2 separate regions of the Homo sapiens genome follow, and region 2 is linked to region 1. Evidence: chromatin loops called from intact Hi-C (ENCODE). Cell type or tissue: gastrocnemius medialis. All regions are shown on one strand. Each heading gives the region's core, and the rest is flanking DNA. Links, peaks and the distances in the headings are about the cores only. Region 1 has its middle 48 kb from the start of CECR3. Region 2 holds the start of LOC107985573 (a long non-coding RNA gene).

Region 1 (12,585 bases), core at 2,211-10,210:
CTTTTTTAATGTTGACTTGAGCTGGTAACCCACCCTGCTGTGTCCACCCGTTTCTCTGGCAGGAATGTTTTGTAAACAGAGAAACCTACCTAATGTTAGGACCGGCTATGACAGTTTAGTGTTCTGCAAATAGGGTCACCATATACTTTATCCGTTAAACTAGGGCAGATTTGTGATTGAAAGACGTTGTTATTATTATTATTTTGAGAGAGAGTCTTGCTCTGTCACCCAGCTGGAGTTCAGTGGCTCACTGCAACCTCCGCCTCCTGGATTCAAGTGACTCTCCTGTCTCAGCCTCCTGGGTAGCTGGGATTACAGGCATGTGCCACCATGCCCGGCTAATTTTTGTATTTTTAGTAGAGATGAAGTTTCACCATGTTGACCAGGTTGGTCTTGAACTCCTGACCTCAAGTGATCCATCCACCTCAGCCTCCCAAAGTGCAGGCATGAGCCACCACGCCCAGCTGAAAGGGGTTATTATTAATATTGTTTATAACTCTGCCAGGACAACAGGTATAAACCAGCCTGCCCTGGGATCGATGGTGGGCCTGTCAATAAACCTCTTAGAACTCAACCAAAATCATTCATTAACAGCCATTTTTCAAATACCTAAGTGCTAAGCACTGTTACAGGTGCTGGAGACTCTAAGACAAATAAACTGTAATTCTTGCTCTAAGGAGCTTTTAGTATAGCTGGGGAATCAAACAACAGACCATTACAATGGAGCTTTTCATTTCCATGGTAGGTGTTTGCACAGAGTTCCTTATGAAGCAAGCAGAAAACCAAGGATGATTGTAGGAGGTGGCAAATTGTAAGCTGAGGAAGGCTTTTGGGTACCAGATGAACAGTTGGGATAATAACAATAACAGTATTAGTAACAATAAGTTAGATTGGCATAGCCCTTTAAATTGCCAAGAATTAGGACGTTTGCACAGAAGAAAATAGAGAGCCCCACAGTTGGCAAAGCTAGAAGAAATGACAACAGAAATTCATAAAAGACCTGAGCAGCTCCTCCTGCAATTTCCACAGAGGCCAATCAACAGCTGCTCCTCAGGGCTGGGCTCTCCACCCACTCCTCTTTCTTCATTCCGCCTGGATGAGCTTATTTATCCACACCCAGGGCCTCAAAGGACAGCTCCTGGCTGATGCCTCTTGAATGTGCATGCTGGCCCTGGGCTTTCTGCTGACCAGGGGTCTGAACATTCCCCTGTTCACTGACGGGCCCCACGGCGCTCAGACACAACATGTCTGTTTGCATTTCTCCCCTGCCCCCATCTGCTCTCCTGTGTTCTCTATTTTACAGAACGACCTCTCTGTCCACCCTATTGCTTACATATCAAAACCTAGGAATTATCCTATAGATCTCCTTCCTAGCTCCATGACCTTCTGAATCTACCTTCTTTTATATCTCCTGAGCCTGTCCTCTCCCCTCTGTTCCCACTCTCACTTGGTGATGGCTCTTGTCACATCCAACCTGGATTATTGCTGCAGCCTCTTAATTCTTCTGCCTGTGGCCAATCTGATCCCATCCAGGCTGCCCTCCTTCCCACACCCAATGTGAGTTTCTTTAAAATGCACATCTAAGTAACTCACTCCCATGCTTAAAACCCTTCATTGACTCCCCTCATTAGCTTAGCAGCTAGGACCCTTGTCAGTCAGCACCATCCATGCCTGTCTGTCTGGCCTTGCTCCACACTCACATAGCTTTTAGTAGTCCAGCCATTCAAAACCACTTGTCCTTCCTCCTGGGTCAAGCTGTTCACACCTCCACACCACTGCACTTACTGTTCCCTTTCTCCTCGCACCCCCTCCTCCCTCCAGAATCCACTTGCACCTTCTGAAAAAGCCCTTTGGAAGCCACTCCTCTAAGTTTCAAGAACACACCTTTTCCGTAGCACATTTGAGTGTCCGTCTCTCTCTCCCATGAGCCCAGGGCTTGTCAACCCAGCACTATTGACATTTTGGGCTTAAACTTCCTTGTAGTGAGGACTTCCCTGTGCATTGCAGGATGTTTAGCAGGATCCCTGGCTTCTACCTACTACGTGCCAGTATGCCATTAGCAACCTCCCTCCAAAACATGTCTGTAGACATTGCCAAATGTCCCTGGAGAGTAAAATCATCCCAGTTGAAAACCACTGCACCAGACTGTGAGTTCCAATGAGACAGAAACCAAATCTTATTTGATTCACATCCCCAGTACTTCTCATGGCGCCTAACAGGCACTAGACATTCAATAAATTGTATGTCATGAGAGAAAGAGAGAAGAAATACAGTTCAATGGTACCACCTCTAGGGAAGGCTGTTTAGTGATATCTAAAAAAATCACTAATGAGTACACCCTTTGATCTACCAATTCTTCTTCTAGGAGTTTATTCTACAGCTAGACTCATACACAGGCAAAATGATAAATGTTCCAAGTTATTTATTTTACTATTTTATTTTATCTTGAGACGGAGTCTCGCTCTGTCGCCCAGTCTGGAGTGCAGTGGCGCCATCTTGGCTCACTACAAGCTCTGCCTCCCGGGTTCACGCCATTCTCCTGCCTCAGCCTCCCGAGTAGCTGGGACTACAGGCGCTCGCCACCGTGCCTGGCTAATTTTTTGTATTTTTAGTAGAGACGGAGTTTCACCGTGTTAGCCAGGGTGGGCTCGAACTCCTGACCTCGTGATCTACCCAGCTTGGCCTCCCGAAGTGCTGGGATTACAGACATGAGGCACCGTGCCCGGCCCCAAGTTATTTATTAAAGTGTTGTTTGAATAACAAAAATCTGGAAGCCTACTAGTCCATCAGAAGGAGACTTTTTTTCTTTTTTGAGACAGAGGCTTGCTCTGTCACCCAGGCTGGAGTGCAGTGGCGTGATCTCAGCTCACTGCAACCTCTGCCCAGAGGGGGACTTTAAACAAATCATGGTCTTTCATACAGTAGAATGCTATGCAACCATAAAATGGAATGAGAAACCCTCTATTTCTGATAAGGAAACCTCCAAGAAAAAAAAAATTTTTTTTTTTGAGACAGAGTTTTGCTCTTGTCGCCCAGGCTGGAGTGCAATGGTGCAATCTCGGCTTACCGCAACCTTCGCCTCCGGAGTTCAAGCAATTCTCCTGCCTCAGCCTCCTGAGTAGCTGGGATTACAGGCATGTGCCGCCATGCCCAGCTAATTTTTAATAGAGACGGGGTTTCACCATGTTGGCTAGGCTGGTCTCGAACTCCTGACCTCAGGTGATCCGCCTGCCTCAGCCTCCCAAAGTGCTGGGATTACAGGCATGAGCCATCACATCTGGCCCCAAGAAAATTTTAAAAGCAAAATGCAAAATGTTGTAAAGAGTATGCTACCATTTGTATGAGAGGGGACAAGATAAGAATATATATTTATACTTTTTTTTTGAGATAGAGCCTCCCTCTGTTGCCCAGGCTGGAGTGCAGTGGTGCAATCACAGGGCTCACTGCAACCTCTGACTCCCAGGTTCAAGTGAGTCTCCTGCCTCAGCCTCCCAAGTATCTGGGACTACAGGTGCCCGCCACCATGCCCGGCTAGTTTTTGTATTTTTAGTAGAGAGGGGTTTTGCCATGTTGCCCAGGCTGGTCTCGAACTCCTGAGCACAGACAGTCTGCCTGCCTTGGCCTTCCAAAGTGCTGAGATTACAGGTGTGAGCCACTGCACCTGGTGGTATATTTATACTTAATATGATTTGGATCTGCGTCCCTGCCCAAATCTCATGTGGAATTGTAATCCCCAATGTTGGAGGTGGGGCCTGTGAGAGGTGATTGGGTCTGTGGGGACAGATTTCCCCTTGGTGCTGTTCTCCTGATAGTGAGTGAGTTCTCGTGAGAGCTGAGATCTGGTTGTCTAAACATGTGTAGCATCTTCCCCATCTCTCTTGCTCCTGCTCCTGCCATGTAAGATGCCTGCCCCCGCTTAGCCTTCCGCCATGAGTAAAAGCTCCTTGAGGCCTCCCCAGAAGAGGAGGCTGCCATGCTTCACAGCCTGCCGAACCGTGAGGCAATTAAACCTTTTTTTTTTTTTTTTTAAGTTTTGGAGACAGGGTCTCACTCTGTCACCCAGGCTGGAATGCAATGGCGCGATCTCAGCTCACCGCGACCTCCATCTCCCAGGCTCAAGCGATTTTCCTGCCTCAGCCTCCCGAGTAGCTGGGATTACAGGCGTGAGCCACCACGCCCAGCTAATTTTTGTATTTTTAGTAAAGATGAGGTTTCACCATGTTGGCCAGGCTGGTCTCGAACTCCTGACCTCAAATGATCCACCCACCCCGGCTTCCCAAAGTGCTGGGTTTAGAAGGGTGAGCCACTGCGCCCAGTCAAACCTCTTTCTTTATGAATTACCCAGTCTCAGGTATTTCTGTACAGCAGTGTGAGAATGGCCTAATACAACTTGTTTGTATATGCATGAAGAAACTCAGGGGGGATATCTAAGGTACTAATAATAGCAGTTTTGTGTGTGCAAGTGTGCTGAGGCTCCAGATGCCATCTGGGCAACAAAAGGACAAAGGGTGGGAGGAAGACTTTTCACCATGCATCTGTGTATACCTTCTTTTTTTTTAAATTTTTAAATTTTATTCAGACAGTGTCTCACTATGTTGTCCAGGCTGGTCTTGAACTTCTGGGCTCAAGCAATCCTCCCACCTCTGCTTCCTAAAGTGCTAGAATTACAGGAGTGGGCCACTGCACACAGCCAATACAATCTGATTTTTAAATCTTACAAATGTATTGCCTATTTGAAGTAATTTTTTTATAAGAAAGGCAGAACATTGTAATGGAATTTACATATAATAAAGTATACAAAATTCTAACTAATAGTTAAGTCAGCAGATAGAATTTCATTACAATAATTATTACTACAAAGAAGAGTACATATTAAAATATAATAAAACCTTTTCCAAACCCATGCACATTCATGTCCCATGTGAAAATACTGAATTTATTTGGTTGTAATAAAGTTCGCTCTAAGAAAGTCTCTGTGCAACAAGTGTCTTGGCTAGTCTGATGTAATGGTCAGTAAGTTGCTCCTTTCTTCTTTATCAATTATACCTTCAAGTAGCCATTCCTCTCCACATTCCCCCAGTGTTTACTGGGAAGTTACTCGAGGACGCAGCAGCAGATTCTTTGAGACACTGAAATGAACAAGACAGCTCTCTGCTCTACTCAGAGCATGTGCCCCCATGCCTCAACCCTTCACTTGGCTTAATAAGCCTTTGCTCAGACGTCTCCTCATACACTGATACCCTCTCTAAAATGGATCCCCTTTCTGCCCTCTCTCCGTCCCCTTACGCTCATTCATTTCTCTTTATGTCCCTCCTCACTATCTGACAGATGACACATTTACTTGATTAATGTGCCTCCTCTCCCACTAGAACAGCACCTGCCCCATAGTGGGCTCTCAGTACATGTTTGTCAAGTGAATAAATGAAGAAGTGCAAAAGAACGGAGAGGCTGCGGCATTCCAGACTGTAGGGGATGGTGTAAACAAAACACACGGTCAAATGAGATGAAGACATGCAGACTTGAAGAAGCCGTGATCACACGCATGAACTTGAGATGGGAAGGCCAGAAAACTGTCACAATGACATCGAGATCTGAGGTCTCCCGTGGGCTTCACATTGTCCAGGAAGAATCCTTAAACAGCTCCTAGAGGGCCAGATGGGTCTGCCCAACAGAAAGAATGTACACCTTGATTCTGTACTCAGGTCACTGAGTAGGATCAACAATTCAAGCCAAGGCAGTTGAATACCAGTGCCCCTGATATAAATTTACCTTAAAACTCAATAGCCCTCAAATGTTCTTGGAGGATAATGTTCTGTTATCCTAATAAATGGGAAGTAGAACTCTCAGTGCTGCTTAAGCCCTGTTTAAATTCCCTTGATTGTAATATCCCTTTCCCTACCTTTCTTTGGCCTCAGCTAAAGAGGAGCCTGAAGCTTTCATTAGATTACTCTGACCTTTCATTAAAGGATCGCTCTGCGGACAGTTGGGGTTTGGATTACGTTCTTTTCGAACCACCTGACTGGCAGGTTGAATGGGTTTAATGGATCTAAGATGATGAGAGGGAAGGCTGGTGCTGAATGCATTTAGCCATCTTGTTTCCAGGACAATAATTTGAGTGAAAACCTTCTTGTCATGCTTGACCAGCCTTGTTAGAGGGAGCCGGGCAGGTGTGAAGTCCAGTGCCAAGTATGCGCTTGTGCACACACACACGCTTGTGACAGCAGAGGCTCATTTTAGAATATCCCTTCCAGGTCTCAGTTCGTGGTAACCGGTCATCAGCACTGACAATTTCAACCTCCCCTGAACTTTTTTATCCCTTGATTTCAGTGGCTCAGCCCTCTACCCTGACTTTAGAGGCAGAATGGGCTGGACTCATGCTGCCTGTGTAGGACTCCGGGCTCTGAGCCTTGCCGCGCGAGCTTGGGCAAGAGGCTTAAGCTCTCTGGCTCTCACTTTCTTCAGGTAATGGTACTTTCCTCATTATGTGGTGAGGATCAAGTGCATGAATGCATGGACAGCACTTAGGAGGATAGTGCTGGGGTCATAAACACTCACCAACATAAGTAATAATTATTTTGTCTTTGAATTCTCTCTCTGGCTCGTTTTCCAGTTCCCTGACTATGACCCCAGATTTGCCTCTTATCTTCTTTCCTCTAGGTGTTTTCTTTTCTTTTCTTTTCTTTTCTTTTTTTTGAGACAGAGTTTCACTCTTGCTGCCCAAGCTGGAGTGCGATGGTGCGATCTCAGCTCACTGCAACCTCCAGCAACCTGGGTTCAAGTGATTCTCCTGCTTCAGCCTCCTGAGTAGCTGGGATTACAGGCGCACACCACTACGCCAGGCTAATTTTTTGCATTTTTGGTAGAGACAGGGTTTCATCATGTTGGTCAGGCTGGTCTTGAACTCCCGACGTCGTGATCTGCCCGCCTCGGCCTCCCAAAGTGCTAGGATTACAGGCGTGAGCCACTGCACCTGGCCTAGGTGTTTTCTTTCTTTTGGTACGTGACCCTCCCCCAGCTCACTCAGCTGGCGCACAGGGGAAGGGCTTGTACGGGAAGGACTCTGCTGGTTCTGACTTTCCTTCAGAGCTCCAGCCATATTTTGAGCGCCTGCCAGATGTTTACTGGGTGGTCCTGACAGCACCAAATCAACACAGCTACATCCCAACGCATCACCTCAGGAAAACGCATTATTTAATGCTTCGCCAGGCTTCCATGACCAAATAGTTAATGAATCCTTTGCTTACCTATACCCTTTCCATTTCTAACGCTACTGCCTAATTTCAGCCTCCTTACTTCACGGCTGGGCTATTCCCATGACTTCTAGCGTCTCCTACCCACACTTAACCACCGACTAATCACAAATCACACAGTAAAGGCCACATCGTTCTTTTACTCTGAAACCTTAAGATCCCCCACTTGTCTAACATACAAAATTCAAGCTCATAACTTAGCGTCGAAGGCTTTCCTGGCTCTGGTTTTCAACTGTCTCCTCCTCCTGCACCCCTCTGCACACCTCGTGTTCTAACCACCTGGACTTCTGTGAGCTCTGTCTTTGCATATATCATCCAGTTTAAACAGCTCTTCACCCAGCTCTAGAGACGAGAATCCTGCTCATCCTTCAAAGCCCCGTGTACATACTTCTTTCAGGAGGCCTTTTCTGACTTCTCACTCCTTTTAGTTCATTTAGACATTCTGCCATTCTAATTATACATATCACATACTGCCTTGTATTGTAATTATTTGTTTCTGCAGTTTTGCTTTCCTGATAGATAGCAAACTATTTATGGGCAAGGATCATAGTCTGTGTACATCTTTGCATCAGACTTACCTTTCATATAGCAAATTCTTAATAAATGTGAATGAATAAATAAAATGATAGTGTTTTCAGCCCACGTCTATTTGTATCTGTGTGGAATTTTCCCTAAAGATTTGGTGGTAACAAATGTGGCAATCAAGTCATAATCTAAACCAGAAAGTACACTTTAGAGAATAATTTAATTTCCTTGGCTCATTAAATCTTGTAATTTGGGAAGTGGCTTCAGTAATGTGGTCATTTTCCTGCTAAGCCCCAAACCTAGACCATCAGTTCATGAGGAGACAACATGTGGAAATGTTTACCAGCCACTAACTACTGTCTTAGACAGAGTGGTTTTGCTGCTCCCCAACAACCAATCAATGATATTGAGTTCTTCATCTCTGCGCCCAGAAGCTCATATAGGAATTAGGAGAGATAGAAAGGACTTTAAGACATTATCCTTGCATAGAGGCTTTTGGTCTGATTGTGAGACAAGATCAGCATACTTGAAATTATTCAAAAATAAGTAAGGCTAATGTGTAGGTGTTGGCAGTAAGTGTCACAGGAATTTAGAGAAATAAAAATAATAATAGTTAACATTTGAGTGCTTAGTATTTGCCAACTTATTATTTCATATAATTTCCCCTCAAATCTTATGAGCTAAGCATTAATATTCTCATTTTATAAATGCAGAAACTTAAGGTAAAGAGGTTAGGTAATTTGACCAAGGTCTAGAAACGTAGCTGGAAAATGCTGCCATTTACCAGATGGGTTTCGAATCCAAGCTCTGAGGCCCCCCATCCAGACTTCGCTCTCTGCAGCCCACCTCTGAAGCTGTGAATTACTCATCTGCACAAAACCTCCATAGTTCTTAGTTCACAGTGAGCAATACTATCCCACTTTGAACAGAAGGCATTTAAGGGCCTCCACAACGTGTCTACAACCTGCCCTTCCAGCCTGATGTCCAGGTACTTCCCACACTGTACTGTGGTTAAAGGGGTGTCTCAGAGCCCCCTCTTTTCATAAATTCCGATGTTTAGGGCTCTGGGTCTTGGTCAAACACTTTTGGTTTTTAGTAACTGAAACACACACGGATAAAACAAAAAAAGGGGAAAGCTCATTATAAGGATATGAGTAAATCTCATAAAACCAATGGTGGAACATCTGGTCAGGCTTCACAAGGAACAAATCGGAACCCGAGAAACGCTCACAGTCTCCATGGGGCGATGGCCTGCTCTTCTCTACTGTGAGCCTGGGTTCCGTTCTCCCTCTCCCGCATGCTTGGCACATGGTGGAGGCTCCCGTCCTAGATCCCCAAGTTTAAATCTTCAGTTGTAGAGAGTAACCAGCACCCATGAACCCCAATTCCAAGTTCACAAGTAAGAAGATCTGAGTAGCAGCTTGTGCCTGGTGTCACTTACGGCCAGGGAGGACGGAGTTTTAGCACAGACATGGCGGTTGCAGCCCTTCCCTGTGCACAGGGGCACGTGGAGGGGTGCATTTCTTGTAAAAGGCAGCTGAAGATTAATCCAACCAAACAGGCCCACTGCGTTCATTCTACCTTTCCCACCTCACCCTAGAAAAATCCTGACCCTCTTTCTTTTTTTTTTCTTTTTGAGACAGAGTTTCGCTCATGTTGCCCAGGCTGGAGTGCAATGGCGCGATCTCGGCTCACTGCAACCTCTGGCCCCCGGGTTCAAGCGATTCTCCTGCCTCAGCCTCCTGAAGTATCTGGGATTACAGGCATACACCACCACGCCCAGATAATTTTGTATTTTTAGTAGAGACGGGGTTTCTCCATGTTGGTCAGGCTGGTCTCAAACTCCTGACCTCAGGTGATCCGCCCTCCTCGGCCTCCCAAAGTGCTGGGATTACAGCCGTGAGCCACTGTGCCCAGCCGATCCTGACCCTCCTTCTAATCCCAGCTCAAGTGCCACTTTAAAAATATCTTTTTCCTTCCTTAGGAAGACAAAAAGTTGTATTCTGTCCCACTTTATTTATTTATTTATTTTTTGGAACGAAGTTTCGCTCTTGTTGCCCAGGCTGGAGCACAATGGCACGATCTCGGCTCACTGCAATCTCTGCCTCCCGGGTTCAAGCGATTCTCCTGCCTCAGCCTCCCAAGTAGCTGGGATTACAGGTGCCCGCCACCACACCCAGCTAATTTTTGTATATTTAGTAGAGACAGGGTTTTACCATGTTGACCAGGCTGGTCTTGAACTTCTGACCTCAGGTGATCCACCTGCCTTAGCCTCCCAAAGTGCTGGGATTACAAGCGTGAGCCACCACCCCCAGCTGTCCCACTTTATGACCTTCCTGATCACAGTTCCTTGAACATAACAGTTGCTCAGTAAACATAGGTTGCACTGAGTTGAGCTACAGTGGTAAAAGAAGGCTTTGTGGGTGGGATCCAGCCCCGGCCTTAACAGGCGATGTGATTTCCATCAAGGAGGGTGGAGCACCACATCGCAGCCAGCAGGGATAATAAGCAGGAGCCGCTGGGGGCGGTGGCTCTCACCTGTAATCCCAGCATTTAGGAGGCCGAGGCGCGCGGATCACGAGGTCAAGAGATTGAGACCATCCTGGCCAACATAGTGAAACCCCGTCTCTACTAAAAATACAAAAAAATTAGCTGAGCATGGTGGCTGGTGCCTGTAATCCCAGCTACTCCAGAGGCTGAGGCACAAGAATCGCTTGAACCCGGGAGGCAGAGATTGCAGTGAGCCGAGATCGTGCCACTGCATTCTAGTCTGGGACAGAGCGAGACTCCGTCTCAAAAAAAAAAGACAGGAGCCCAGGAACTGGAGGGCAGAGAAGAGGTAGGTTGTCCAGATGGGAATGTGTGAGCCAGGGATGCTGAGGAGGAGGCTAAGGCTGTGAGAGGCTCTGCACAGAGGCATTGTGCCCAGTGCCACAGGCAACTGGGAGGCAGCATGACAACCGGAAAGTGGCTTGGCGAAATAGAGAGGCGACCAAGGAAGGTTGGTCTGGCTGCACACGGACAGAGCTGAAAGACAGGGGAAAGTGGTGTTGAGTGGGGCAGAGCCCACTTCTGGCACGAGAGCTGCCAGAAGACAGGGTCAGAGACTCAGGCACCCGCAGGTGAGGCCAGGCCTGGGAGTAATGAGAAGGAAAAATCCAAGAGAGATTTCAGACGAAGAAATGGTAGAAGTGGGTCTGTCATAGTCCCTGCCACGATTACTGATGCCATTCTAGGTTAGAGGCACTTCATGAAAATATTATCTGCACAGTAAGGTAGATTCTGTTGTCCCCTGTTTATGGATGAGGTGACTAAGGCCACACAGACAGTAGGTACTAGAGCCTGGAGTTGAGCCCACACATGCTTGAATCCAAACTGCCTGCTCCTGCCACTCTGCCACACTGTCTGGTTGTCATTACTGAGTTTCCGCAAAGCTGTTGGTTTGAGACAACGTGACTGCACAGGTGTCTCCTCAAGCTCCATCACATCCTTGAAGCGTGGTCCAACAGAAGAACATGTCCCCAAGTCTGTCCCTTTTCCAACCAGCTTTTCATGTTCACGGAGACTGGTGTGTGAGGTTCTCTGAGCAGGGGTCCAGCCAATTGTCCTGGCCATGGGTATTGTGGGGCTTTGTAGGAGGCAGGCACGAGGTAGGGGTGAGGTAGGAGTAAGAGTGAAGGGGAGAAGAGCGTGGGAATGCCTGAGTGCAGACAGCCTTGTCAGGAGAGGGCCTGCACTTTAGACTGTAAAGAGCTGAAACTTGGGCTTGTGTTCAAGAGTAAGGCCAGTGTGTACATATGCATACATGTGCATGCATAAATAAGTACACACACATGCATATACATATGTATGTGTGCGCATATGCATACACGTCCATACACGTGTACATATATGTGCATGTGTGCGTGCATACACACATGTACATACATATGGATACATACACATGTATACATATACATGCATGCAGGCACATGTATACATGCATACATACACATGTATTTAAGCCAGAGATTGCACACTGGTGCCCTAAGAGCTGGATATTGGCCCAGATGTGTTTTCTTTGGTCTACATTAAATTTTTTTTTTCCTTTTTGAGACAGAATCTTGTCCTGTCACCCAGGCTGGAGTGCAGTGGCTTGATTTCGGCTCACTGCAACCTCCACCTCCCGGGTCCAAACGATTCTCATGTCTCAGCCTCTTGAGTAGCTGGGACTACAGGCATGAGCCACCACACCCAGCTAATTGTTGTATTTTTAGTAGAGATAGAGTTTCACCATGTTGGCCAGGCTGGTCTCAAAGTCATGACCTCAAGTGATCCACCCACCTCGGCCTCCCAAAATGCTGTGATTACAGGCGTAAGCCACAGTGCTCGGCCTGTATTTAAATTTTTAAATATTATTTATTTAACAAACACATGTAGCATTTACTATGAATTCATTTAATCCTCATAATAGCATCATAAAGTAGGCACTATTAATAGCTTCTTTTACTGATGAGAAAATTTAGGCACAGAGAAGTTAAGTAATTTGCCCAAGGACACAGCTAATAAGAGCCAGGATTTGGACCAGGCGTGGTGACTCATGCCTGTAATCCCAGCATTTTGGGAGGCCAAGGCAGGAAGATCATTTGAGCCTAGGAGTTCAAAACCAACCTGGGCAACATGGTGAGACCTGTCTCTACAAAAAGAAAAAAAAATCTATATATAGATAGATAGATAGATCTAGATAGATAGATAGATATAGATAGATAGATAGATATATCTATATATATAGTGGGGCTCCTGTTTGAGCCCAGGAATTGGAGGCTGCAGT
Region 2 (12,585 bases), core at 1,435-9,434, 120 kb after region 1:
AAAAATTTGATTTTAAGGAAGGAAGTTTGGAGAGAGTGAAATGGAAAGGAGTAGAAAGAGTCCAAAAGAAGGGAGCATCATCAAAAAAATCTGATTTTTGGGTCTTGCATTTTGGCCAGAAGCAAAGGATAACTGAGGTTAGGTACTCTGAGATGGACTGACACCAGGCTCCGTGTTGGTAGGGGAGGGATCTTTCGAGGAGAGCAGCCCTAGGTGCTCAAATACTGCTAGAGTTTTATTTCAGTGAGTTTATTGGAGAGAACTTTCCTGAGGATGTTTTTGTTGGGCTGAGGGAGATGGGGTATTGTGGGAGTGGGCAGGATCCTTGGGTGTTTTATGTGGTGAGCTCAGACGGGTTTGAGCTGGTTAAAGGTTATCAGTGGCTTGGGGAAAGTGACCTTTGGTAGAGTCTTCTCCACATTGTATCCAAGAGAGTCTGCTCGTTCATTTACATATTGATCGGATACACAAATGCCTTGGGGACTGACAGTTAAGCTTGTGGAAAGGCCCACATGGTGGCAGTATTTTAGTTTTGTTAGCATATTCTGTAGGCTTTTATACGCTCCGAAGTTTACTGTTTGTAGACCCAGAAGTGATAGGACTCCGCAGGATCAATACACACTGAACAAATTCATAAGGGATAGATGTGTAAACAAGAAAGTCAGAATGCTGTTATCATTCGGACCAGACACTTATGCTTCATCAGGAAATTCTCCTCTTTTCTTTTCTTTCTTCTTCTTCTTTTTTTTTTTTGACAGAATTTCTGTCGCCCAGGCTGGAGTGTAGTGGTATGATCTTGCCTCACTGCAACCTCCACCTCCCAGGTTCAAGCGATTCTCGTGCCTCAGCCTCCCGAGTAGCTGGGACTACAGATGCACACCACCATGCCTGGCTAATTTTTTGTATTTTCAGTAAATGGGGTTTCACCATGTTGGCCAGGTTAGTCTTGAACTCCTGACCTCAGCTGATCCACTCGTTATTCAAGTTATTCCAGTTTGTGGGTCTCAACTCTCCCTTTGCTTGGCATCCTGGACTGACCCACCTTTTTCCTTAGATATGTTTTTTTTTTTTTTGAGGCAGAGTTTCGCTCTTGTTGCCCAGGCTGGAGTGCAATGGCACCATCTTGGTTTACTGCAACCTCCGCCTCCTGGGTTCAAGGGAACCTCCTGCCTCAGCCTCTGGAATAGCTGGGATTACAGGCGTGCACCACCACACCCAGCTAATTTTTGTATTATTAGTAGAGACAGGGTTTTACCATGTTGGCTAGGCTGGTCTTGCACTCCTGACCTCAGGTGATCCACCCACCTCGGCCTCCCAAAGATTACGAGCCACCATGCCCGGCCTTTTCCTTAGATATGTTAATACCCTTGGTGAGTTTAGCGGCAAGGCTGGATCCTGGAGAGTCCGATCTCTTGTGTGATCTGCATGTCTCCACTTGGATCTGTTGCTTGTTTTCTATTTTAACTCTCTGAGTGCAGAGTTATATTTCCATTTCTGAGTTCTTGAGAAGTGGGAGGGGAACATTAACTTTGCCTTGCAGTGGAGCTTTCATCAGTTTTGTGGACAGAGCAGACAGACAAGACACAGGACACAAATCATCCTTTTAAAAGAAAAGAGAGGGTCTCATCTTTTATTGAGAAAAGAATTTCTGAAAAGGGAGGCGCTGGCAAAAATTGATGAGCTGACTTTGCTCCTGGCCTAGGTAGGCTGGAAGAAACTGCACTTCCCAGAGCAGGTGATTCTTGTGTTTGTTTGTTTGTTGTTTTTGAGACATTCTGTGTTGCCCAGGCTGGAGTAAAGTGGCGTGATCTTGGCGCATTGTAACCTCCGCCTCCCGGATTCAAGTGATTCTCCTGCCTCAGCCTCCCGAGTAGCTGGGATTACAGGTGTACACCACCGCACTCAGCTAATTTTTGTATTTTTAGAAGAGATGAGATTTCACCATATTGGCCAGGCTGGTTTCGAACTCACGACCTCAAGTGATCCACCCACCTTGGCATCCCAAAGTGCTGGGATTACAGGCGTGAGCCACCGCGCCTGGCGAGATGGGGTTTTACCATATTGCCCAGGCTGGTCTGGAACTCCTGAGCTCAGGCAAATACACCCACGTCGGCCTCCCAAAGTACTAGGATTACAGACGCGAGCCATGCCCAGCTATTAATTCATCTTATTGATGTCGAAACTAAAGCCTGGAAAGGTCAAAGAGCTTGATGAAGGTCAAATAGGTAGTAAGGGGTGGCTGGACCCAGACCAGGGCTCCTAAGTTCGTCGCTTTCCTCACCGCGCTGGGCTCTCTGAGCGTCCTAATAGCCACGCCCACCTCAAATGGCGATCCCAGAGAGCATCTGGCTTCAATTTTCCTTTTTCCGGAGGGGAGATGGATTCCCTGGAATGGAACTGGGCTCTGGTAGGGGAGAACTTCCTGTTGGGCAAATCCTGACAACTGTCTTGGTGTGGGAGTGCATAGGGAACTCCGACCCTCGCAGAACCCTGGGATCTTCGTGGGTGGAGGGGAAGAGGATAGAGGAGGGGAGGGAGGAGACGCTGAGACAGAGGCTTTCATCTTGAGCCTGGTGGGGAGGCATGTGGGAGAAGTTGCTGAGCGGTTGGATCGGAGGGAGGAAGAGAAGGGCCAGAGCACTGGCTTCCTGTTCCATCTTCCCCCTTGTTCTGCAGGTGGCCATTTTCTCCTTCCAGAGCCGGAGGTGGAGAGACTTGGGGGCCTGCCCAGCTCCAGTCCTCTGTCCTCACTCTGCCCGTCTCCGCCCGTCCCCCAGCCAACCTTTGGAGAAGGTGCTGGGCTGCTAGGATTTGGGATTCTGGTGGAGGGGGAGGGGGAGGGGATGTGCCCATTTGTTCGGGTCTGACCCTGGAACAAAGGCTTTTGCCACGGAGAGTCTAGGTCTTAATGCCCCCCATTAGCCAGAGTTGGGGGGCCACCAACACATTAACAACTAAAAACAGTCTTCACTAGAATCCTTTTGCTGAGCCCCCTCGCCTCCCCCTGCCTGGTCGCAGGCTAATTCCGGCCTGGGCTGCTGTGGACGGACTATCCTGGCCGCTGAGCCTCCCATTGTGTTCCTAATGCTCAGTAACAAAGGCTGCTCGCCGGTAGCAACGGTCGCTAGGCGGGTCTTATCTCCTGGGCTCCGGCCCCTTCCCCCACGGCAGAGTCTGAGGCCCAGACTGGGTCCCCTGAGTCTTTAGCATGGGGCTCTTCCAAGACCCCGGAGGGTTATCCACAGGGGATGGCCCTGCTGGCACTTATGGAGGGGAGAGCTTATGGGAGACACGTCGGTGGCAGAGAACCTGTGACAGTCGTTCCCAGACGTTTTCTAAGACGTTGTCGTTCATACAGTAAGCATTTCTAGTGCTCCCTGTACCCGCGCTCCCCAGCCCCCATGCTTTTGCCTGGATTCTTAGCAGACCTTTCATTCAAAATTCCATTTGGCTCCTTGCTGAATGAAGCGAACCCTGTGTCATGTTGCTGGTGTCGCTTTACGAGAACACGCACCCTCTTAACTGCTCCCTTTTTGACAGGACTCATCCGACTATGCTGTCATTGTGCTATTTACTTGTCTGTCGATTGGAACAGTGGCAGATCTTCAGCCCAGCTGTATATCGCACCCTAGCACCACCTGGGAGATTACAAACACCAAGCTTCTACCCCACAGATTCTGATTTGGTTGCTCTGGGGTGGGACACAGGCATTTTTCCTCTCCTTGAGTGATGCCAATGTGCCGCCAGGGCTGAGATGTCACTCTAGTGACTGTCACCTTTCTACAGGAGGGGGCAGGGGCCTCCTGATGACAGGAGACAACTCAGGGCAAGCAAAATTCTGAAATGTGGTCGGCCTCCAGCCCCACTAATTATGCAGGGGTACTGAGTTTCTCAATTTTTTTGTTTTTTTTTTTTTTGAGACGGAGTTTCGTTCTTGTTGCCCAGACTGGAGTGCAATGGTGCAATCTTGGCTCACCGCAACCTCCGCCTCCCGGGTTCAAGCGATTCTCCTGCCTCAGCCTCCCGAGTAGCTGGGAATACAGGCATGTGCCACCACACCCGGCTAATTTTCTATTTTTAGTAGAGACGGGGTTTCTCCATGTTGGTCAGGCTGGTCTCGAATTCGTGACCTCAGGTGATCCGCCCGCCTTGGCCTCCCAAAGTGCTAGGATTATAGGCGTGAGCCACCGTGCTCAGCCTTCTCAAACTTTTAAAGCCTCAAAATCCTTATCTGTAAAATGAGACCTACCTCATAGTGTAGTTTTGAGGGTTAAATGAGATTATGGCATAAAGCCCCCTGCATATGCCTGGCATGTAGTAGAAGCTCAACACTTCTTAAGTGAATGATACTCTGGTAGTGAAAGCTGAGTGAAACTGCCAGTACTGGCCAGGTGCAGTGGCTCATGCCTGTAGTCCCAGCACTTTGGGAGATGGTGGCAGGTGAATCCCTTGAGCTCAGGAGTTCGAGACCAGCCTAGGCAACATGGCAAAACCCTTGTCTCTACAAAACAGGACAAAACAAAATAATTAGCCAGGTATGGTGGTATGCACCTGTGGTCCCAGTTACTCAAGAGGCTGAGGTGGGAGGATCACCTGAGCCTGGAAATTCAAGGCTGTTCAAGATCATGCCACTGCACTGCAGCCTGGGCCGCAGAGTGAGACCCTGTCTCAGACAAAAAAAAAAAAGAAAAAAAAGAAAGAAAGAAAAAAAGAAATTGCGAGTCCTTGTTTCTGTTCTGATACAAACCAGTTGTATGACCTTTACAGCACTCTGCTCCCAAATTTCCCCATGAACCAATCTGTCGTCCAGGCTGGAGTGCAGTGGTGCGATCTTGGCTCACTGCAACCTCTGCCTCCTGGGTTCAAGTGATTCTCCTGCCTCAGCCTCCCGAGTAGTTGGGATTACAGGTGCCCATCACCATGCCCGGCTAATTTTTGTATTTTTAGTAGAGACGGGGTTTCGCCATGTTGGCCAGGCTGCTCTTGAACTCCTGACCTCAGGTGATTCGCCTGCCTCGGCCTCCTAAAGTGCTGGGATTACAGGCATAAGCCACCATGCCAGGCCTCAGAGATCTTCTTTTAAGCAGAGTTGTCATTTGTTAATATTTTTTAAAGGTTATTTCTTTGGTCTCCCTTCTATTCTGCTGGCATGACTCCACCTACCACTCCGCCAACAACTGTCTATTTGCCCTTGCTGCCTGGGCCTTAGTACTTTTAAAACTCCTGTGGACAGCACTCTCCTTGAATTAATATTTATTTATGGAGCTCCTGCTCTGGTGCCATAGGAGAGGAGGTGGGGAGAGTAAAACTGCAAGGACTCTACCCTGGAGGAGCCTCCAATCTAGCTGGGGGGTGTGGGCAGGAGACTCAGTAATGACAGGGTGGTCAAGGTCAGGACAGAACCCTATTCTTCCCTGCTGTGAACCAGCTGGATGAGTCCAAGACAACTGCAGGTAACAATTGTGGGTTGGGTTAACACAGTGGTTCTCCAACTTTCTGGTCCCAGAACCTCTTTATATTCTTAAAAATTTTTGTTAATTTCAAACGCCTTTTATTTATGTGGATTATATCTATTGATATATCCTGTATTAGATGTTAAAATTAAGAAATTTTCCTTTTTTTTTTTTTTTTTGGGATGGAGTTTCACTTTTGTTGCCTAGGCTGGAGTACAATGGCACACAATCTTGGCTCACTGCAACCTCCGCTTCCTGGGTTCAAGTGATTCTCCTGCATCAGCCTCCCGAGTAGCTGGGATTACAGCAAATTTTTGTATTTTTAGTAGAGAAGGGGTTTCACCATGTTGGCCAGGCTGGTCAACTGACATCAGGTGATCCACTCGCCTTGGCCCCCCAAAGTGCTGGGATTACAGGTGTGAGCTATTGCACCCAGCCAAAATTAAGAAATTTTCTTGCCGGGCGCAGTGGCTCATGCCTGTAATCCCAGCGCTTTGGGAGGCTGAGGCGAGCAGATCATGAGGTCAGGAGTTCAAGACCAGCCTGACCAGCATGGCGAAACCCCGTCTCTACCAGAAATACAAAAAAATAGCCAGGCGTGGTGGCATGTGCCTGTAATCCCAGCTACTCGGGAGTCGTGCTTGAACCCAGGAGGTGGAGGTTAAAGTGAGCCGAGATCGCACCACTGCACTCCAGCCTGGGTGACAGAGCGAGACTCCGTCTCAAAAAAAAAAAAAAAAAGGAAAGAAATTATTCTAAATACAAACACATAATCCATGATTGGCATTATCGGTCAGAATGATATGACACATGATGCAGCTTCAGGAAAATTCTACTGTACATCCATGAGAGAATAAGAGTGAAACAGACAGTGAACCAAGATTGCACCACCACACTCCAGCCTGGACGACACGGCAAGACTGTTGCAAAATAAAAGTTTAAAAAAATTTTTTTGTTTTGTTTTGTTTTTTTTTGAGACGGAGTCTTGCTCTGTCGCCCAGGCTGGAGTGCAGTGGCGCGATCTCAGCTCACTGCAACCTCCAACTCCCGGGTTCAAGCGATTCTCCTGCCTCAGCCTCCCCAGTAGCTGGGATTACAGGCGCCCACCACCACGCCCGGCTAATTGTTGTATTTTTAGTAGAGATGAGGTTTCACCATGTTGGCCAGGATAGTCTCCAACTCCTGACCTCAGGTGATTTGCCCGAGGTGATCTGCCTCCGCCTCCCAAAGTGCTGGGATTACAGGCATGAGCCATCACACCCGGCCTAAGAATTTGCTATGTGCACAGATAGATGCAGGCCTTCCTTGAAAAGACGTGAAGCACCAAAGAAGTTAGAGTGAGGGCTTATATTCCATTTTAACAACTGGTAATAAATTGTGAAGAAGTGACAAGATGAAGGAAAAGGGGTTTGGGCTTCTAGGGACAGTAAATTGTGGGCAGGCAAACATATGGGGGAAACTAATGGAAGATAAGGGCAATTTTATAAGGCTGGTTTGTGCAGACCCATCTTGGTAACAACTTTCTGTTTCCGGTGGTAAGGGTGATTCTCCTGGTACGGGAGAGGGGAGGGCGACACCTTCACAAAGGGAAATTTAGGCAGATGAGGTGGGCAAAGAGCTCTTTCTTCATTTGCTGCTTCTTAATTGCCTTCAGCTAAAAATATTTCTTCTGCTAAAGTGGCCTATTGGGTGACATATTCTGACCCTCTTCAGTAAATAATAATAATAATAGACAATACTAGATCCTGAATGAACAGTACCTAAGGTTCTTCCTTCTGGCACGCTCTGGCAGCCTTAAAGTTCAGTAGCCCCTGAGCATGGCTGTGCCAGGTCAGGCAGTCAGGGAAACTGCCCGAGCAGAGTGAGTGGCCTGGCCAGGTGCAGGTTGTGGGGGGCTGTGTGACGTGCCAGGCTTCATGGGGGCAGCAGAGGAAACAGAAGAGCAAAGACCAGTGGAGAGCCTCACTGCCTGCTCCCCCACTGCGCCTGCCCAGGCAGCGGGGCAGCACCCTGGAGATGAGAGAGCAGCAGTACTGTTCTGCAGGCCTGGGGGAATGCGGGGATCTGAGGGACTGCCCAGAGACAAAGGACACACAATGGCCGCAGCCTGGAGGGGTGTGGGAGGCCCCTAGGCTGGGGAGACAGGAGTGAGGCAAGGGGCTGGTGGGAAATGAGCAGAGGAGGTGGACTCCCAAGGGCCCATTTCCTGAGATGCCACAGAGGCAAGAGCCGACTCCCGGGAGGAGGAAGGGCATTTCTCCCTTAGTGAGGGGACAGCTCCTGGCTCCCACTGCAGCTCTCAACCTCGGCTCCTTGAACCCCCGCCCCCAGGCAGCTCTTGACTCTGTGTGGAGCCACCATTCCCTTGGTCAGGACTAGCAACCTTCTCTGACCCATCCAGTCACAACAAACTGCTTCTTCTTTTGAGAGGTCATGTGCTTCTCTTTAGCACTTATTCTATTGTTTCTTTTTTTTTTTTTTTTCATTCCTTTTTACAGACAGGAACTCACTCATTGCCCAGGCTGGTCTTGACCTCCTGGGCTCAAGTGATCCTCCTGCCTCGGCCTCCCAAAGTGCTGGGATTACAGGCGTGAGCTCTTTTTAGTGGGTCAGGTCTATCTCTCTGACCCTATTGTCACTCCTGAGGGCAGCTATCTTGTCTATTAGCATTTTTTCATCCCTTCCAATGCCCAGCCCTGTTCCTTTTATATCATAAGGGCTTAACTGATGCCATGGAAGTAATCGACATCTCCATATTATTGCTCCCTGTCTCCTTCACCCCACAGTCTCTGCAGAAATTCCCACATCTTTTTTTTTTTTTTTTAGTTTTTTTTTAAGGTGGAGTCTCGCTCTGTCACCCAGGCTGGAGTGCAATGGCGCGATCTTGGCTCACAGCAACCTCTGCCTCCTGGGTTCAAGCGATTATCCTGCCTCAGCCTCCCGAGTGGCTGGGACTACTACAGGCACGCACCACCACACCCGGCTAATTTTTGTATTTTTAGTAGAGACGAGGTTTCACCATATTGGCCAGGCTGGTCTCGAACTCATGACCTCGTGATCCACCCACCTCGACCGCCCAAAGTGCTGGGATTACAGGCGTGAGCCACCGCGCTGTCCTTTTTTTTTTTTTTTTTTTTTTTTTTTGCAGTTTTTACGGTTTTATTTAAACACAAAAAGGGGACATGAGCTGTCTACTCATTTTCTTTGCTGCGCAGCCTGGCATTGGGGTTGGTGACTCTGATGACCAGCTGGGCAGCTCTTTCCACGATGGCTTCGTGGTTCTTAGAGGAAACGTTGTGAGCGATGTCAGCACAGGGAGATTGTTGCACATCAGCAGCACTTCCAGCTCCTTGATGTTGTGGACCAGGAACTTCTGGAAGCCACTGGGCAGCGTGTTCTTTGTTTTTTTTTGTTGCTCCCATAACCACTGTTGGGCATCGAGATCTGGCCCTTGAACCTTCTATGAACCCCGTTGTGAATACCTCTGGGTTTCCGCCAGTTACGGTTAATTTTGACGTATTGGTCAGACCGGTGCCAGATGAACTTTTTGGTTCTCTTTTTGACAATCAGGCTTCACAAGGGGTCTGAGGGTGGCCATGATGCCAAAGAGGAGATGGCTGCCACTTCTGTAGGCAGCGCCGAGGAAGAGAGAGGGCCCCCCCTTTTTTTTTTTCGAGACAGAGTCTTGCTTTGTCGCCCAGGCTGGAGTGCAGTGGTATGATCTTGGCTCACTGCAACCTCTGCCTCCCGGGTTCAAGCGATTCTCCTGCCTCAGCCTCCCCAGTAGCTGAGATTAACAGGCATGTGCCACCATGCCCAGCTAATCTTGTATTTTTGGTAGAGATGGGGGTTTCACCATGTTGGCCAGGCTGGTCTTGAACTCCTGACCTCAAGTGATCCCCCTGCCTCGGCCTCCCAAAGTGCTATGATTACAGGTGTGAGCCACCTTTCCCCATTACACACCTCCCTTCCCTTAGCTTCCTTGTCACCTGCCCACTCCCAACTCTCCCCACTCTGCTCTCACTGTGTCCCCCTTGCTGTCCCTGGTGGCAGTGGCCGCCTTGCAGCTGCTGCACCTGGAGTTAGGGAAGCAGTGGGGAGGTGAGCAGGTAGTGGGGAATGACGTCATTCTCAGATCACTCTTTCTAGCTTTCATCCTCTCCCCCCGTGACCTGCTCTTCAACCATTATGCAGATGCTTAATGGGCACCTACCCTCGCGTGTGCCATGTGCTGTTTTAAGTGCAGTGACCCAGCAATGAAGGAGACAGGTGGGCATCAGCATCAGGGTTATCCCAGAGCCAGCTAGGAATTCCCCATGCAGCAGCAGAGACAATGCCCAAGGCCGTAGAGGACCTGAACAAGGGAAGCACAAGTCCAGCCTGGCTGGACTTTTGGGAACAAGGCCACTTGGCCTAATCCAAACACAAATAAAACTGTTTTGTGGGTCCCCTGACCCCATCTACTTTTCCCAGAGCTCGTTGATGGCTGGGAAGGAGTTGACTGGGAAGGAGGTGGCTGGGCAAGGGTGGCTGGGCAGGGGTGGCTGGGCAAGGGTGGCTGGGAAGGGGTGGCTGGGAAGGGGGTGGTTGGGCAGGGGTGGCTGGCCAGGGGTGGCTGGGCAGGGGTGGCTGGGAAGGGGGTGGCGTCTCTCACTGCTCACCTGACGGCTCCTGGTTGTGCTTTCTTCCCAGGTGTATGAGCTCAGTGGAGAGCACCATGACGAAGAGTGGTCAGTGAAGACTTACCAGGAAGTAGCTCAGAAGTTTGTGGAAACTCACCCTGAGTTTATTGGAATCAAAATCATTTATTCGGATCACAGGTGAGAGAGAATATTGCTGAAAAGCTCGGGTTGGGAGGCTGGGATGCAGGCAGAGCTACTAGGCTGGGAGGGGAGGGGTGAGAAGCGGGGCTGGGAGGCCGGGAGAGGCCCAGCACTGGTGCCAAGGAGCTGTGCTGTGCCTGTGTGAGAGCACAGTCCTAGGTAAGTGCGGTGACCCAACAATGAATTGCTGCCTGAAGCCACTTCTAGTTCAGGTCTTCACCCCCAAACTGAAATGAAGAATGTGTGAATTTCCCAGATAATTCTCGGCTGTGACCCCACATTGGCCTGGTGACTCATTTATGAGCATAATGGTTTTGCCTGAATGTTTGGATAATTGGCCCGTTTTTGGTTTCAATTTGCCTCTGGGTTCTGTGTGTGGTTGTGTGTGAGTCCTTGATCACGGAGACACCCTGAGTGGCACTGGCTCAAGTCTGCGTGTGGGGACCTCCAGTAGTACCATGTGCGTGGCCTGGCACGTGGGTGAAAGACCCACTCTTTTTCCCAGGGAAGCACAGAAAGCTTTGCAGCTTAATTGTCCTTCTGACTTTACCAGACAAGACCCCTCCCCTCACTTTAAAGAGCAGCCAGTCTAAGGCTGGGACCTGTCCATGGTCGCAGCTGCAAGGGCAGCAGCCAGTGGGGTCCCTCGGAGTCAGGCACGGGGCGGGCACCGAAGGGATCCGGCAGCGGCTCCCTCTGCTCAGCTCACCCACGAGCCTGGGCTCTGGAGGGCACTGACTCCCCAGGAGCCTCCTCCCATGCCCAGTCTTCCTGAGTCCCCTTCCCTTCCATGGGGCCTGGGGCCTGGAGGAGCTAAGCTCTGGCTTTGTGCCGGTCCCCCTAGGAGGGAGCTTGCAGGATGGGCCCACGTTCTGCTCAGAGGCTCCCTGGTGCCAGGTGCCCCTTCCCAGGGCCAGTGGCAGGAGGGTGTGAGGGCTGAGCTGAGTGCATCAGTGCCCCCAGGTTTGCCTAGGCTCTGGGGAGAGGCCATGGGTGGGGCAGGCCAGGAAGGCTTTATCCCCACAGAGCCGAGGATTGGAGCAGGAGAGCCAGTGGCAGGGCAAAGACCTTGAGCCTGTCGTGGGCTTGCGCCAGACCCTGTGTTTTGGGGCTTTTGTTGTCATGCTGCCTGCCTTGCCCCTGTAGGGTTCTGCAGTACCCAGGATCTTGCTGACTTAATCAGCAAGAGGCCATATGGTTACTGGGTCCAGCCGACCCATCAGGGACTTGGGTGACCTGTGGCCCTTTGCAGGTGTGCAGTGGACAGAGAGCTGCCCCTGAGCTGCATCCATGTCTACACCCCCGACAGAGATGCAGGGAGAGCTGGGAACAAGGCCACCTGGCCTCCTCTAAACGCAGACAAATAAAACTGTTCCCGTGGGTCCTCTGACCCCATCTACTTTTCAGAGACTACAGGTGCCCCCAGAGCCAGCAAGGGTCTTTGATAAGAATGGATTTGGGCTACATATCTCTCAGGGATCACAATGGCCTGGTCAGGGTGGGGTCAGGAGGGCAGGGGTGCCTCAGGTTTGGGAAACGGGACCTGCACACTTGGGGCTGGCCCAGCCCTGCACGGAGGGTGTGCTCTGGGGTTTGTGCTCTGTCGGTGCTGGGCACTGTCTCCTGGCTTCTCTGTCTGTCTCACAGATCCAAAGATGTGGCTGTCATCGCAGAATCCATCCGAATGGCCATGGGGCTCCGAATCAAGTTCCCCACGGTGGTGGCAGGGTTTGACCTGGTAACCCATGCTGTGAACAGAAGGGCTGCCTGTTAAGGGGGCATGCGAGGATGCCTGTCTGGGTGGAGCGGCAACTCCCTGGGAAGGGAGCGCAATGTGCCTGTTGGTACCCTGACATCCCAGGGCAGGCTCAGGCTGCTGACACAGCAGGGCTGCTCAGAGCTCAGCGCTGACCCTCTTCAGAGGCCTACAGGGGACGGCTGTCACTGGAGAAGGGAGAGCAGACAGCCAGTTCTAACAAGCTAACAAGGAAAGTTCCAGAATAAGGATGGCATTCAGGGAGTTTGGACCACAGTTATGGGCTCATTCCCCATGGCCCTGCCTGTGCCCTTTTTTCTATCCCACACTGCTCACCTAGGTGTGGGTCTTAAAACCCTCACCAGCCCCTGTAGCACGCGGGGTGGGGACTGGGGGGTAATGTCTGGAAACAGAGTCCAGGATGGAGCCAGGCCTTTGCAAATCCTCAAGGTAGTGATATTTGTCCCTCCCTCTCCAGCCATCATGCCTGGCCACACCAGTTTTTGAAGCTACACATTCATAGGTGTTGTCATTGTCCCACACCTCCCCACCA

Evidence for each region. Peaks named below come from ENCODE experiments on the same cell type or tissue, not always from the same donor. Only the 100,000 strongest peaks of a DNase experiment are listed, where the experiment ranks them.
Region 2: a loop joins it to region 1, with 4 times the contacts of the local background. A loop is called at or near these places in 2 of 110 quality-filtered maps.

The regions. Positions count from the first base shown.
Region 1 is chr22:17,308,265-17,320,849 of GRCh38, reverse strand. No RefSeq gene overlaps it. Among named protein-coding and RNA genes, the nearest start is that of CECR3, 48 kb to the right of the region's middle. RefSeq lists an enhancer at 12,453-12,585. In gastrocnemius medialis, for the core only: no CTCF peak of the experiment used is centred there; a DNase peak (open chromatin) is centred at 6,199; H3K27ac peaks cover 601 bases.
Region 2 is chr22:17,189,371-17,201,955 of GRCh38, reverse strand. ADA2 (adenosine deaminase 2) reads left to right here. Exons shown (of 10, transcript NM_001282225.2): 5 at 10,146-10,273; 6 at 11,924-12,014. It overlaps LOC107985573 (a long non-coding RNA gene), which reads left to right and starts at 3,167. Exons shown (of 2, transcript XR_001755419.2): 1 at 3,167-3,357; 2 at 3,541-3,895. It also overlaps the pseudogene RPL32P5. RefSeq lists enhancers at 2,056-2,561, 2,562-3,065, 3,066-3,570, 6,121-6,636, 11,621-12,121. In gastrocnemius medialis, for the core only: no CTCF peak of the experiment used is centred there; no DNase peak of the experiment used is centred there; H3K4me3 peaks cover 1,401 bases; H3K27ac peaks cover 1,804 bases.